Regions from separate parts of the Homo sapiens genome. Here region 2 is linked to region 1. Evidence: read pairs that join two places in POLR2A ChIA-PET (ENCODE). Cell type or tissue: OCI-LY7. All regions are shown on one strand. Each heading gives the region's core, and the rest is flanking DNA. Links, peaks and the distances in the headings are about the cores only.

Region 1 (8,342 bases), core at 31-8,030:
ACACCAACAGCAAATGGGGCAGGTTTTACAGCAGCAGAATATACAACAAGGATCAATTAATTCACCCTCCACCCAAACTTTCATGCAGACTAATGAGCGAAGGCAGGTAGGCCCTCCTTCATTTGTTCCTGATTCACCATCAATCCCTGTTGGAAGCCCAAATTTTTCTTCTGTGAAGCAGGGACATGGAAATCTTTCTGGGACCAGCTTCCAGCAGTCCCCAGTGAGGCCTTCTTTTACACCTGCTTTACCAGCAGCACCTCCAGTAGCTAATAGCAGTCTCCCATGTGGCCAAGATTCTACTATAACCCATGGACACAGTTATCCGGGATCAACCCAATCGCTCATTCAGTTGTATTCTGATATAATCCCAGAGGAAAAAGGGAAAAAGAAAAGAACAAGAAAGAAGAAAAGAGATGATGATGCAGAATCCACCAAGGCTCCATCAACTCCCCATTCAGATATAACTGCCCCACCGACTCCAGGCATCTCAGAAACTACCTCTACTCCTGCAGTGAGCACACCCAGTGAGCTTCCTCAACAAGCCGACCAAGAGTCGGTGGAACCAGTCGGCCCATCCACTCCCAATATGGCAGCAGGCCAGCTATGTACAGAATTAGAGAACAAACTGCCCAATAGTGATTTCTCACAAGCAACTCCAAATCAACAGACGTATGCAAATTCAGAAGTAGACAAGCTCTCCATGGAAACCCCTGCCAAAACAGAAGAGATAAAACTGGAAAAGGCTGAGACAGAGTCCTGCCCAGGCCAAGAGGAGCCTAAATTGGAGGAACAGAATGGTAGTAAGGTAGAAGGAAACGCTGTAGCCTGTCCTGTCTCCTCAGCACAGAGTCCTCCCCATTCTGCTGGGGCCCCTGCTGCCAAAGGAGACTCAGGGAATGAACTTCTGAAACACTTGTTGAAAAATAAAAAGTCATCTTCTCTTTTGAATCAAAAACCTGAGGGCAGTATTTGTTCAGAAGATGACTGTACAAAGGATAATAAACTAGTTGAGAAGCAGAACCCAGCTGAAGGACTGGTAAGTGTAAATCATAAAAACGACAACTTTTTTCTTTTGTTTTAAATTATACTTACAGCAGATTAGTACCAGCAACTGTATTTCCACATTATTCTACAACCTTTTTATTCTAAAGGACCATTTTTTATTTTGTCATTTCTACCTCTCTGGAACCCATGTTTTTACTTATATCTAAACTATATTAAATAATAATTTGTTTACTATTTTTTAAAAAGCAAAGGCATGTATTGCATTTCATATATAACGTGATGTGTAGCAACTGGTTATTACCACATTGAGTTGATATGACTAAAGCAAAGTAAGTAAATGTCTATGTACTTTATTGTAAATAAGTGATTAATTTCCATTAACCTCTTTAAAATGCAGAGGATAGCCCATGCACCCCTATTAATACCCTTGGCACTCTTAGGGATACCACACTGGGAAGCTATTGTGTGGTTACAGTGTTGTATTGATACTTAATGTAATGTTACATGTAGATACTGTTTTGTAGTTTTCCATGTATCAATTTTCTATCAGTTTTAAGTTATTAACATTTAATTTGCTTTTTTTTTCATTTACATGAAGAGCTAACTTGTAAATATACCTTTACAAGAATCTGTCCCCTTTATTTCAGTTAACTTCATTAAGATAGTTCCAAAACTGGAGTTTGAGTCATGGGAATTGGTCTGCTTAATAGCTCTTGCCTGTTTATCTTTCAGAAGGTGCAGTGCCATTACCAGTGCATTCATAAAGCTGTCCCTAGAGAGCTTCTCAAATTGGATTTCATTTTCATATTTTAATTAAGGGTTGAGTGGTATATTTAGTTGTCCAGTTTTTTCATTTTAAGATTGTTAATGAAGCTCATCTTTTTGCAAGTGTTGCTTTTTTTCTTGTCTTTGACCATTCAGTAGAGATTGAGTGTTGACTTGATAGATTTGTGTAATTTTTGTAAATTTTACTGGTTATGCTTTTACAGTTGTCACCAGTAAATATAGGCAACTCTCCAGCACAGTCTCCATCCACTTTCTCCAAGACATCTTATACCCTGAGGAGTACTGAATAACTTGCAGCCTTCTGTCTTTTTACCCTTCTATGTATACCACATGCTGCTGCTTCTGCCTGTTCTGTTCTCCCTTCTTATATACGTCTGGACAATATATTTTTATCTTTTGAAATGCAGTTCTTGAGTCATCTTTTTCCAGATACCTTTCTCACCTCTCCCAATCTCAAATATGTGTTGATGCTCGTGTTCTCACATAGCGATTTCTGTTGTACCACTTAACATTATTTAAATAGCTCCTTGAAGGACGTAGACTACATTTTGAGCATGTTTATATTAAAATTTGTGGGTGTAAGAATGTTTAATGGCATGGGGAACAACCACGTCAAGTTTAAAAAGTAGCCCCTCCCCCCAAATTAAAGTGTGATTTAAATAAATATATAGTGATTTAAATATATATAAATATATACATCTATATATAAATATATATATAAATATAAATATATAAATATATATATATAATTAATTTTTAGGTTCTTGCCACTCAGAGTGCAGTCCTTGGGGATCCGCAGCATCCACATCAGGTGGGAGCTTTGTAACACATGCAGAATCTCCCGCCACACACCTGCTTCTCAGAATGTAGACTTAGGAAGATCCCCAGGTGATTCCTGAGCATCTGAAGGGGAGAAGTACTGCTCTAGGCAGGTGATTCTCAAAGCTAAAGTGTGAGGAGCACCAGGAGGGCTTGTTAAACCAAGATTGCTGGGCTCCAGCCCCGGTATTTCTGATTCTGCAGGTCTGGGTGGGACCAGATAATCTGCATTTCTAGACCAGCTCTAGATGCTGCTGCCGCCCTGGAGACCCCTTGAGAGCCACAGAACTAGCCTGGAGATGAGCAGTCTAAGCCTGCTTTCGCCTCCCTCCATGAGCTAAAAATGGCTTTTACATTTTTAAATGGTTGAAAAAAAATCTAAGGAAGAGTAGTATTTTGTGACACATAAAAATTATACAAAATTCAAATTTGTCCGTGAATTTTAAAAGTTTTATTTGAACGCAGCCAAGCTCATTGATTTATGAATTGTTTATGGCTGCTTTTGAAGTACAAGGGCAGAGTTGAGTAATTATGCCAGGGGCTGTATGGCCTACAGAGGCTTACAATATTTATCATCTGGCTCTTTACATAAAAATGTTGCCATCCATGCGCTAAACTATTTAGAATATAACTGGAAACTAATTTTCAGAACCGTCAGAGATTCAATGCAGAATTCATTACAGTAAGTTCAGCTACTATAATCGTCTATAGCAGAGTACTGCTGTTAAATTTAGAAATAATGGAGCCTGAAAATATTCCTGTGTTTTAAGGTACTGATAGGACTACCCTTAAAGGCCTTTTCAGGGCTTGGCTTATTCTCACTTTGTAATGATAAAAATAAAGAAAAGGTTTATTTGTTATCATCTACGTTCTCTCCCATTGACTTTAAGTATGTGGCCATTATTTTTCAGTCAAATACGGTTGTGAACTAATTTGAAGAACCAGTGTTTTTTCTTTTTATTGTTGTCTGGTGCTATCTGTTCTCTCACCTAAGATGCATAGGCTGTAAAGCTTTTCTGGAGCCTGTGAATTGTTTCAGCACACCTCATATTTCACTAGTTCCTAAGGGGAACCAAAAATAACTCACCAAGACCACTATGCAGAGGCTCCTATAGCCATCTACAAGCATTTCCTTCCCTTCTGCAGTAAGTAAGCAGGAATAAGGGGTTCCCCAGCCCCAGGGAGGTCAGCATGAGGGGTAATGCTTTGCCAGAAAGGGCTGTGGCCTTACTAATGAGTTCTGCTCTTTCCTCAAGCTTCGCAGCTTACTGATTTCCATACTCGAGAATAACGTTTGAAGAAAAGGATGGTGTTTTTGGAAAACCAGCATTGACACCACTCTATCTTCCCTACTTATTTAATACCTTTTAGTGCCATGTTAGGATGACGCGTCATAGCTTGGCACTGCATGAACTAAAAACCAAATATGCAAATTGTTCACTTATTTTTTACCCTTTCCAATTACATTAGCAAACTTTGGGGGCTCAAATGCAAGGTGGTTTTGGATGTGGCAACCAGTTGCCAAAAACAGATGGAGGAAGTGAAACCAAGAAACAGCGAAGCAAACGGACTCAGAGGACGGGTGAGAAAGCAGCACCTCGCTCAAAGAAAAGGAAAAAGGACGAAGAGGAGAAACAAGCTATGTACTCTAGCACTGACACGTTTACCCACTTGAAACAGGTGAGGGTGAGTCATTTAGAGCAGCCTCTTTTAAAAGTCAAGGATATAGGCTGGGGGCAGTGGCTCATGCCTGTAATCCCAGCACTTTGGGAGGCTGAGGCAGGTGGATCACTTGAGGCATGAGTTCTAGATGAGCTTAGCCAACATGGCAAAACCTCATCTCTACGAAAAATACAAACATTTACTGGGCGTGGTGGTACACGCCTGTAATTCCAGCTACTTGGGAGGCTGAGGCACGAGAATTGCTTGAGCCTGGATGGCAGAGGTTGCAGTGAGCCGAGATTGTGCCACTGCACTCCAGCCTGGGTGACAGAATGAGACTGTGTCTCAAAAAAAAAAACAAAAAAAAAACAAACAATTCAAGGACACGAGAGATCAAATGCTAAAAGACATCTGGACAAGGAACCTAGTAGACTTTTTCCAAGCAGAATTGCACCGTATCCTATTGGCATCTGAAATTTACGGTAATACAAATGGATTGATAGGTGATAGTCAAGATTTTCTTATGTTCATAAGGAGTAGCCTCAGTACCAAGAAAAAAATCTGTCCTCAGTACTTTGTTGTGACTCTGAATCCAAAGAAACACATTGTGAATTCTGTTCTACACCTTTGTGGTTGTTACAGAAGGTGGGAGACAGTTGCTAACAGTGCTGTTGGTGGTACCCAGCCTCAGTTGATGCCCCAGTTTTTGCTGAGCATAGATAAGAAATATGTTTTTCTTGTTAGATGCCTGGCAGCATTCATTTAGTACAGAGCTTATTTTTAAGTCTCAAAGGTCTGTAGTCTCTCTCACTTACTCCAGCATTTTGATACTTGAAAATTTTAAGTCTCATTTTTCTGAAGCCTTATTCAACAAAGTTGCTTCGGGTCTTAGAAAGTTGAGCTACACTGAGTTCCTTTTATCATGTACATTACTCTTAAATGTGTTTTTTAATAGCAGCTCTCTCTGCTCCCTCTAATGGAACCAATCATTGGAGTGAACTTTGCGCACTTTCTTCCTTATGGCAGTGGCCAATTTAATAGTGGGAATCGACTTCTAGGAACTTTTGGCAGTGCTACCCTGGAAGGGGTTTCGGACTACTATTCTCAGTTGATCTACAAGGTATGTTTCTCTGCCAAGGTGTTGTCTTGCTTCATCTTTGGGTAACATGTCAGAATTGATAGAGCTTGTCTTATTTTTGTATTTAGTTTACATCTACTCTTCCAAGTTTTATTAAAACTTAAGTTCAGCTACAGGGTTAAAATTTTACCTGGTGAAGTATTTCTAGCATAAACATTTGAAGTTGTTTTTATAGGTAAGAATACAAATTGCAAGAAATATCTATTATGTACTTCCATGGTAGTGGAAATCCTTATTTCCTTATAACCTTTATTAACACTTAAAATGAATTCAAAAATCATTGTAAATGGTGGGGATTTAAAAAAAGTAGTAGTTTACCTTGAAAAATGAAATTAAACAATTTTAAGTATATCTAATAATTTAGGTATTAATTACAAGTAATTCCTAGACTATTGTAGGTTTTTTTTTTTTTTTTGAGACAGGGTCTCGCTCTGTCACCCAGGCCAGATTGCAGTGGTGCAATCTCAGCTCCCTGCAATCTCTGCCTCCCAAATTCAAGCAATTCTAGTGCCTCAACCTACCAAGTAGCTGGGACTACAGGCATGCACCACCACACCCTGAGGTCAAGGCTGCAGTGAGCATGATTGTGCCATTGCCCTCTACCTCTAGCTTGGGTGACAGAGCAAGTCTCTGTCTCCAAAAAGAAAAAAAAAAAACTATCTTAACTCATAAGCTGTTCTCCAACCTTATTTTATCATCCTCATGAAATTCTTTATCTTTGCAAAATTTGTAATTTGACTTTGCACTTGATTTGCATGGTGTTATTGGTAGATTCCAAGTCTCTCCTTGAGAGACTAATCAGTAAATGACAAATTGGTGATAACTGTTAAGCTGGGAGAGGTGTCTGAAGAGGAACTACATTAATGATTTAGTTACTTTAGTAGTAGCATTAGTACTGTTGCTTCTTTTAAAGGTCTTAGTCAATCCAGATTCTCATATCTCGGATGTGAGTTGTATTACAAGTTTAAGACCAGAAATTCTTAAGTTTTTCATAGAACTAGGGCATATCTTAATGAGAACTTAAAGGATATTTTGATAATATTTTGCAATTTCTTGATTGCATTTTAAAGTTATCCTTCACTAGCTATAACCACGAAACTTGAAGAATTGCATAAATAAAATCAGGTAGAAAGGAAATTAGCTTCTTAATTTCAGAGCTTAAGTAGTCAAGCTGGGTAAAGTAAGCAAGTTGGTATGTCCATAAAATCACGAGTATCTGTTCCACTAAGAAGCCTCCTGGCCTTGTAGGTATTGTTTTCTTGGTGTGCAAGATACATCTTGATTACATTTCTGTAGCCTTGCTTCTATGTGCAAAAAATTCACAGAACTACGTTTTAGCAAGGTCATTGCATATTCGCTCAGTAGCATATAATTTAAATTTTTTGGTCTCCTGCAGCAGAATAATTTAAGTAATCCTCCAACACCCCCTGCCTCTCTTCCTCCTACACCACCTCCTATGGCTTGTCAGAAGATGGCCAATGGTTTTGCAACAACTGAAGAACTTGCTGGAAAAGCCGGAGTGTTAGTGAGCCATGAAGGTATGATTATAGCCTCCAAATTTCACACCTCGGAGAAATGTGCCTCTGCCAGTTGTGTATTGTGAAATGGCAATAGAATTGTAAAGTTCTACCCATTTATCAATATTGACTGAATGTATTTATGGTTTTGTGTTTTTGCTTTTCCAGTTACCAAAACTCTAGGACCTAAACCATTTCAGCTGCCCTTCAGACCCCAGGACGACTTGTTGGCCCGAGCTCTTGCTCAGGGCCCCAAGACAGTTGATGTGCCAGCCTCCCTCCCAACACCACCTCATAACAATCAGGAAGAATTAAGGTACAGGTTATTTTTTTCTCAAATAATTCTTAGTTATTTCTTCTTTTAAAAAAAATAAATGTATGTATGTGGCATAATGTCTTTAGGAATAGCATGTAAAAACATTTGAAGAGTACAATTTGGTGAATAATCTTCAGGATTTAAAGTTTATAAGACATTGTTACCATTAAACATAATTAGTTTGCATTTTTTTAAGCCTACATCATATAGAGAGTTAAATAATCTAATAGACAGTTAAGTATTAGATTATTTAATCTAATTAAATAATCTAATAGACATGAAGGTAGTGGAAAATCTCCATGCAACATATTTCAGAAATCATTGTCCTTTAAAGGGTATTAATGTGATTTATTGGGTTTATTGTTGTTTGTAGATGTCTAAAATGAAAGAGCAGAAGTTGCTATATCAGAGAACGCCGTCGTGGAAGAGAGTTTAAGAACTGTCTGGGGTTTGATGTCTTTGTGTCAGTTCTTTAACTGTAAGATTCTAATTGGGGAGAATCAAGTTCCCTTAGTAGATGATCGCTAGCCAACTCTTTAGATCCAGAGGGTTCTTACAACTTCATCAAATAATTATCTCTTCTTTGGAAAATCTGCCCACTACCCTCTATTTGATGAGACATTTATTTAACCTAAGTCCCTTACTTTATTAATGGGGAAACTTTGGACCGAAGTGGAGAATAATCTGTCCCAATTGAGGATCCAGGTCCTCTTTCTACTGTACCTCAGTAGGCCAGCCTTTCTTGGGTCTCCTGCATGACAGCTACTTCTCTGCGTGAGGAGTGGGAGACAGCAGTTCCACAGGGTTGTGGAACTTAGTCTGAGACCTCACAATTGGCCTGGTAGACTCAAACTTGAACTCAACAGAAGGGACCAGTCTTTTGTTTTTCTCACCTCACTTTATCAGTTAAGAAAAATAAGGGCCGATCAAGTCAATGGCTAAGTTTTCTCCCATCTTGCCAGTGTAAAGAGCAGCAGTAGGACAGCTGTTTTCCCAGTCAGGTGAATGCAGGTGTGACCATTGCATATGTGTTGGACTTCTCTTTCCTTTTTTTTTTGTCTTTTTAAAGTTTTCCTTTTTTATTGTTAAATCCAAC
Region 2 (8,342 bases), core at 141-8,140, 1.5 Mb before region 1:
AAATTTCACCTGGGATAAGGCCTTGCAGCCTGTGAGGTGTGAGACAAATGCAGTTCCTGCAAAAGGCTTTGTAGGAATATCACGGAGCCAGGTAAGATCATATACAAGGCAAAGGAGCACACGCTTCCTAAGACAAACACACGCTCTCTCTCACATACACACAGACACAGACACACATATCCTCTGACTATCTTCACACCACAACTCCAACTCTGCATTCAACCCACTAGTCTCCTGGCGTCTCCTCTCCTGACCCCAGCATTTGTCTGAGGCTTCACCTATTGAGCATGTCTCAGATCCTGAAATGATTCCAGCTGCGGGGCCTCTGCTCCTCCGATACTGAATGCTAGCTGCCCCTTGAGCTTGGCTTCATCACGGCCCACATCATGGGTGAGGATCAATGAGGATGATAATGGTGATACTATTCATTTGACTCACCAGAAAGAACCCTAGCTTCCAGTTGACAATGCAAGGAAGAATAATTTAGCAATCTAAAAGCTTTCTTTTGCCAATATTGATGTATTTGGTGATTAAAATGAAGCCTGCGCTGCTGGTCTTTCTCCAGGCAGGCTTTCCAACATCATCCGCTAAAATGTTTGTGTTCATTGTGATTATCTTTGAAGTAAAAATAACACCAGCATTTCCTTAGCAAAAAAAGTTTAAAAAGTTTTAAAAAGAAAAACAGAAACATTATAATCCCACAGTAGAATACTGCTTCACAAGGAAAAAGAAAGAACAATTTATGGACACAATAACCTTTTTAAGTCTCAACATTATCAGGCTCAATAAAAGAAGGCTGATAAAACAATAGTCTATAATTCACCCTCTGCCCCCCTTTTTTGGAGACAGGGTCTAGCTGTGTCACTAAGGCTGGAGTGCAGTGATGTGATCTCAGCTCACTGTATCCTCGACCTCCTGGGCTCAAATGATCCTCCCACCTCAGCCTCCTGAGTAGCTGGGACCACAGGCATGAGTGACCACACCCAGCTAATTTTTGAATTTTTTGTAGAGATGAGGTTTCGTCATGTTGCCCGGGCTGGTCTTGACCTCCTGAGCTCAAGCAATCTGCCTGCCTTGCCCTCCCAAAATGCTGAGATTACAGGAGTGAGCCACCACAACCGGCCTATGATTCCTTTTTATATTCCAGAATATTTACGTGAATCTATGGTGGCACAAAGCCATTCAGTGGTTGACTGTGGATGGTGCAGGTCAAAACAGGGAGATGGAGACTGCAAGGAACCACAGGAAACTTTGGGTGGAGTGGTGGATAAGTTCATTATTTGGATTGTCGTGATGGTTTTATTTGTCAAATTTGGTCTAATTATACATCTGAAATATTTCATTGTATTGTGTCAATTGCTTCTCAATAAATTCATGAAAAATGAGTGTCCTCAAGTATCACTTGTATACAAATGTGTGTTGTAGTTTTCGTCAAAAGAGCCCCAAACAGAAAACAACCCAAATGCCCATTAACAGGAAAATAGATTTAAAATGTTGACTATTTATACACTGAAATATATCACAGCCAATAAAGGGAATGAACTATCAATTTAAGCACCATCGGTGGTGAATCTCAAAAATATTTTACGGACCCAAGAAAGCCAGACACAAAGTTGTATGATTCTATTTATATTGAATTCCAAGAGCAAAAGCTATTTATGATGATGGAAATCAAAAAGTGGTTGCTTTTAGGAGTTGAGAAGAATTGGCCAGAAAGGGTGATGGAGAAATTCCCTGGGGTCATGGAAATGCTTTACATGTTGTTTTGGTGGTGATTAGATGGACATCTGCAAAGCACATGGAACTCTTAAATGTAATATCTGCTACATTTTAATTATACCAGAATAAAAATTAGAAAAATAAAAAAATTACCAATCTCAGAGAGGAAGAGAAGCTAAATTATATACACCAGGATGTGCACACATATATATGTTATATATATAATATATATATATTTTATATATATAATATATATATATTTTATATATATTATATATATTTTATATATATAATATATATATATTTATATATTTTATATATATAATATATATATTTATATATATATTATATATATTTTATATATATATTATATATATATTTTATATATATATAATATATATATTTTATATATAATATATATATATTTTATATATATAATATATATATTTTATATATATAATATATATATTTTATATATATAATATATATATATTTTATATATATAATATATATATATTTTATATATATATATATGAAGGGGGAGAGAGAGAGAAGAGACTGAGAAAGCAACCAAGCCGTAGGCTCCCTTTTCAGAGCAGCGAATAGAGGAACATTTAACTGCCATGCTCATGCATGCTCCAGATACCACCAAAGTATTGTTAAAAGCAAAGCAAATGTATTTGTCCCTGTCTGCCGGGTGCAATTAAAGTCAAGGAAAATGTATTTGCTGAGCTGTACAAGCAGACAGCGTACGGCATGGACCATCTGTCCTTCCTGGGGCCCGCAGCTGCGGTGTGCACAGCCCCCAATTCCATCTCTCTGGGAATATCACACTCCTGCTCAACTGTTGAGAAAATGCCCAACTCAAAAATTGCCAGCCTCTGGTTGTCAGTGGCGGGGAGTTGGGGGTGGCGTGTTGGATTGTGAAAGAGGTGAAACTCGTTTTCACTCACTTTGTTTCTTCAAGTCCCACAGAAACTTCACGTGTCCATTGTTCAGAGGTTCATGGAAGTGGGACAGAGCTGATCATTCACCATCTCACTCAGCCACTCACTTGGTGCTGACCTTGGGAAGTTTAGTGAACATTTCGGCGACTGTTGTCTAATGTGTTAATGATACAAAATTTATGCCAAAGATTTGAATTGTTACAATAATTAATAAAATAACAGATTGAAAGCAACTAGCATAGATCATTGCACTTGATATACACTCCATAATTGACATATTTTATTGTTATTTATTCCATAAAATGTGCGGTCCTTTTCCTGAAGCAGTAAGAATAACTAGGGCATAGCTGAGAGTGCAAATCACACACCCACACCCACATAGCCCTACCCCACAACACACTGAAATGTAAGTCCCATAAAGCCAATGACGTATTTGTCTTGTCCTTGACATCTCTGTATCCCTAGTGCCTGGAATAAAGCTGACACGCAGCTACGGCTCAAAACAGATTTGCTGAATGAAACACAGCTTAATTAGAAGATGCAAACATCTTTACCACAGTCCATGTTTAAAGCAAATTTATGTTGTTCTTGGAGGTAAGTTGTTAAGGCAATGAATTGATTAGTGATCATTAAGATTTTTATTCTGGCTGAGATGGGTGGATCACCTGTGGTCAGGAGTTCGAGACCAGCCTGACCAACATAGTAAAACCCTGTATCTACTAAAAAAAACAAAAATTAGCTGGACATGGTGGCGTATGCCTGTAATCCCAGCTACTTGGGAGGCTGAGGCATGAAAATAGCTTGAACTTGGGGGGCGGAGGTTGCTGTGAACCAAGATTTACCATTGCACTCCAGCCTGGGCAACAAGAGCAAAACTACATCTCAGAAAAAAAAAAAAAAAAGATGTTGATTCTGAAAATGTCCATGAGGTTTGGATTTACACAAGTGAATACTTAACTAGATAAGAATCCAATCCCTGCCAACAGGCTTCACTTTCTTAGTGTTTGATGCATGTATTCCATCCTTAGAATTTACCATCCTAAGCATAAACTTTGCTGAGCTAGGAATAAAGGCTAATTGGGAGACTGGTGGGAAAGAGCTAGTGCCCTGAAGACCCTGAATATGGACAGAGGCAGCAGGAAGGGAAATTAGGGCACTAAGTGAAACGGGAGGAGTTTTCCCTTATTCCACTCATAGGGCATACCATAGGAGGTGTGGCTCCCTTCTTTGGTGCCCAGCTGCTCAAATCTGTAGGGGAAGCATACAGACGGGCAGGTCATGGGGAGAGTCTTTGGGCTGGAACCCCATGGCAGCGTCTAGGATTGAGTGTTTACAGCTCCCGAAGCCCCAGTGGGCATGTGTGCTCTTTCAGCTTAGCCGTCTGCAGGTGGCTTGCGTTCATCAGCTCAATTAGACCCTCTGCCTAATCGCAAGGACAGAGGGCTTTCTGTATCCCAGGTTCTTGCCCTAGTGTACCGGAAAAATCAGATCACATGTGGGCTTGGAGAATGAGTGCAAGGTCTTATTGAGCGGAGGTAGCTCGCAAGGGTACATGGGGAGGCCAGAAGGGGGATGGTGTTGGAAAGGGGTCTTCCCTGGAGTTGGGCCGCCTAGTGGCTGGACACTCCTCTAACCGCCCCTGGCTGAATTCCATGCCCTCCTGCCATCGATGACCTGCCAGAGTCTGCTGGTGCCTGTCGGTGTGCTCTTCCACTCCTCTGCTCCTCTCAACGTCCAGCGCCTGTGTGTGTGTGCCCGCTAGGATCTCGGGATTTCTATAGGCACAGGATGGGGACATGGCAGGCCGGAGTGGTCTTGGAAGATGCAATATTTGGGTGTGGAAACAGGAGTGCCTGGCCTCACTTAGGTCTGCGGGCCCAGGCCCCAGGTGGAGCTCTCGCCAGGGACCCCGCCCTTCTCTATTTAGCACTTCCGTGCCCCCCTCTCATGTCACAAGCACACCTGCTTCTGCTTCAGGTCCAGGCTCCATGTTGCAATCAGGCTGAATAGTATCTCCCTCAGCAGTCACTTACCTGGGCCAGTTCAAGCTGGGGCAGGGCAGTTTAGGGGCCACAGACGTGGCACAGTGAACCTTTCAGCTGAAGAAACCAGAGGGCTCACGGACCTGATAGAAAATTAGAAGAGCCATACAAATTATATGGATTTGCTTTCTTTGTTGCTTTGACCCCTTTTTGAGTCAAATGTCACTTTGCTGGAAATACAGGATTTGGGTTGCTGGCAGAATGCTCTTTATTCCTCAAACAGGCCAGCAGCTAGTAACTTTGGACAGAGATTTGTTTCAACTTAAGAACAAAGAAGAAAACACCGCTGTGATGAAAAATAGTGATTTTAAGGGTTTCTATTGAGCCAATCAACTAATGAGGAAAGAAGCGCTACAACCTTTTTTAAAAAATCGCCTCCCTAAGGAGTCTTTTTAGATAATTTTTTCCTAATTGTTTCTCCAACTTCATCACATTAAATACTAAGGAATAAGACTTTGTCAGTGGGGCTAGTTTTGGAGGGACAAAACACATAATAACAGAAATTTTTGCCCCCTCCAAGAGCCAATTTTCACCCTGTTGGGGGCAGTACAGTGTCATCCCTAATGAGAGCATATGTTCCAAATATGTTTTTACTTAATCCTCACAACACCTTCATGAAGGAGGTTTTTTTTTTCTTTTCTTTTTACAGTTATTTTCACATTAGAATGAGGAAACAGACTGCAAATGCAAAATAACTTGCCCAGAGGTACTTGGTTAGTAAGAGCTGAGCTGGAATTTGAACTGAGGCTTGCTTGACTTAAAAAATATATGTTCTTGAATTCTGCAACATGGTCTCTCCTTGACTCAAGAAACAAACTACAAATGACAAATCTCAATAGACTGATGAAAAATGAATCTTTAATGAGCATTTTCAGTGGTTCTCTGAGAATGTGTTGTCTGGGGTATTCAATCAGAATTTAGTCTGCAAGTTCTCTCAAAGTTTTCATATTTTTTTTTTTTTGAGATGGAGTTTCACTCTTGTTGCCCAGGCTAGAGTGCAATGGTGCAATGGCGCATTCTTGGCTCACCACAACCTCTGCCTCCTGGATTCAAGCGATTCGCCTGCTTCAGTCTCCAGAGTAGCTGGCATTACAGGCATGTGCCACCACGCCCAGATAACTTTTTTTTTTTTTTTTTTTTTTTTTTTAGTAGAGACAGGGTTTCTCCATGTTAGTCAGGCTGGTCTTGAACTCCCGACCTTAGGTGATCCACCCGCCTTGGCCTCCCAAAGTGCTGGGATTACAGGCGTGAGTCACTGCACCCGGGCCATATTTTCTTAAATAACAGATACAATCTACATAACATAAAGTGTATAATTTAGTGGTTTTTAGTATATTCAGAGTCATGCAACCATCATCACTAATTTCAGGACATTTTCATTCCCCCTCCAATAAAACCCCATATTCAGTAGTAGTCACTATCCAGGATCTCCTTCCCCTCAATACTTGGCTACCACTAATATCTTTCCCCTATCAGTTCAGTGGCCTAAACAGTGCATAGAAATAAAATTGTACAACATATGGCCTTTTTTGACTGGCTTCTTTTATTTAAATACTCAATATTTACTTACTTAATATTGAGTGTTAACTTGATTGGATTGAAGGATGCAAAGTATTGTTCCTGGGTTGAACAACACAAACTGGGTTCCATCAGAGGGTGGAGGGTGGGAGGAGTGAGAGGATCAGGAAAAATAACTAATGAGTATCCCTCTGTCAGCTGACAGACATTGTGTTGGTTAATATTGAGTGTCAACTTGATTGGATTGAAGGATGCAAAATATTGATCCTGGTGTGTCTGTGAGGGTGTTGCCAAAGGAGATCAGCATTTGAGTCAATGGACTGGGAGAAGCAGACCAACCCTCAGTCTAGGTGGGCACCATCTAATCACTGCCAGTGTGGCCAGAATAAAGCAGACAGAAGTTGGAAGGACTGGACTTGCTGAGTCTTCTGGCCTTCATCTGTCTCCTGTGCTGGATGCTTCCTGTCCTCAAAGGTCAGACTCCAAGTTCTTCAGCTTTTGGACTCTTGGACTTACACCAGGGTTTGCCAGGGGCTGTCGGGCCTTTGGCCACAGACTGAAGGCTGCACTGTCGGCTTCCCTACTTTTGAGGTTTTGGGACTCAGACTGATCCACCACTGGCTTCCTTGCTCCTCACCTTGCAGACGGCCTATCGTGACACTTCACCTTGTGATCGTATGAGTCAATTCTCCTTAATAAACTCCATTTCATATATACATTTATCCTATTAGTCCTGTCCCTCTAGAGAACCCGGACTAATACAGACATAGACTGTTTCCACCTATTTGCTACTATGGATAACTCTGCTATGAAGAGTTGTACAGGTTTTTTGTGTCAATATACATTTTAAATTCTCTTGGGTGCTGTAATAGGTAGAATAGTACCTATGACCTGATACATTTCACTTCCCCCATGCTCATTTCCCACGCCCACAAAAAGCTGCCTCCGCAGCCTGTTTCATGTTCAGCTTTGTGGTTAAAATGTTTTTTCTTTTTTCTTACATTACTTCCTTTAGGTCAAAATCAAATCATAGTAATTTAGAAAACTCTTTTATTACATATTTCAAGTTGCCATTTAATTATTGGAGAGATTATGCTGAAGAGGCCTTATACTCTGTATTGAAAACTGGAACACTTAATTATCCACATGAGAGAGGCAAACAAAATATTCTAGGTGCTACTGACATATGCCAGACATTCTAGTATAGGGTTTGATATCCATGTTTTACCTTCCAAATTATACCATATGGCTGATGAACCCACAGAAGCCAAGGGTAAAAGGAACATTTATCCATCGTGCATGATGTGACTAAGATTGTGTTAAGGGTTTCAATATTATCTCTCCTATTTCCACACTTGGAAAGAATAAGCAGGCCAGGTGGAGTGGCTCACACCTGTAATCCCAGCACCTTGGGAAGCCAAGGTGGGTGGATCGCTTGAGGTCAGGAGTTTGAGACCAGCCTGGCCAACATGGTGACAACCCATCTCCACTAAAAATACAAAAATTAGCCCAGCGTGGTGGTGGGCACCTGTAGTCCCAGCTACTCGGGAGGCTGAGGTGGGAGAATTGCTTGAACCCGGGAGACGGAGGTTGCAGTGAGCTGAGATTGCACCACTGCACTCCAGCCTGGGTGACAGAGTAAGACTCCATCTCAAAAAAAAAAAAAAAAAAAAAAGGCATGATTTTATTTTTTAAATCACAAAATGAGATTTTGTGAGGCTATATATGTCTGGAAGATCCCACAGGTAATCACTGGTGCAACCAGGAGTGAAACACAGTCCTGCCTGACTCCCACGCCACCCCTTGGCACAGCCCCTTAAATGGTGCTTTCCACAAAATTCGTATCTGTTGCATTATGTTGGGAAAAGGGGTTTGGATGCAGCTAGACAGGATTCTTCTTTGCTTCTATTTTCTTTTCACAAAACTGTTGGAAAAATAAAATAAAATTTCTAAACCTTCTGTCTAATGTCTGTAGTCTGGCAAGAGAGCTAGGAAAGCCACACTTTTGTACAATAACTGATGAACCCAGTAGAAAATCACTTACCACTGACAGCCCTGACCTCCTTGAAGCAAATCCATAGGAAGAGGAGCCTCTCTTCTGCATTGTCATTCTTAC

Evidence for each region. Peaks named below come from ENCODE experiments on the same cell type or tissue, not always from the same donor. Only the 100,000 strongest peaks of a DNase experiment are listed, where the experiment ranks them.
Region 2: POLR2A ChIA-PET joins it to region 1 with 5 read pairs; 2 of 35 experiments call an interaction of 5 or more read pairs at or near these places.

The regions. Positions count from the first base shown.
Region 1 is chr7:152,154,814-152,163,155 of GRCh38, reverse strand. KMT2C (lysine methyltransferase 2C) reads left to right here. Exons shown (of 59, transcript NM_170606.3): 43 at 1-1,039; 44 at 4,084-4,293; 45 at 6,810-6,951; 46 at 7,099-7,246. Among named protein-coding and RNA genes, the nearest start is that of GALNT11, 130 kb to the right of the region's middle. RefSeq lists an enhancer at 4,135-4,194. In OCI-LY7, for the core only: no CTCF peak of the experiment used is centred there; a DNase peak (open chromatin) is centred at 4,175; H3K4me3 peaks cover 1,603 bases; H3K27ac peaks cover 3,522 bases.
Region 2 is chr7:153,692,367-153,700,708 of GRCh38, reverse strand. No RefSeq gene overlaps it. Among named protein-coding and RNA genes, the nearest start is that of LINC01287, 280 kb to the right of the region's middle. In OCI-LY7, for the core only: a CTCF peak has its summit at 5,300; no DNase peak of the experiment used is centred there.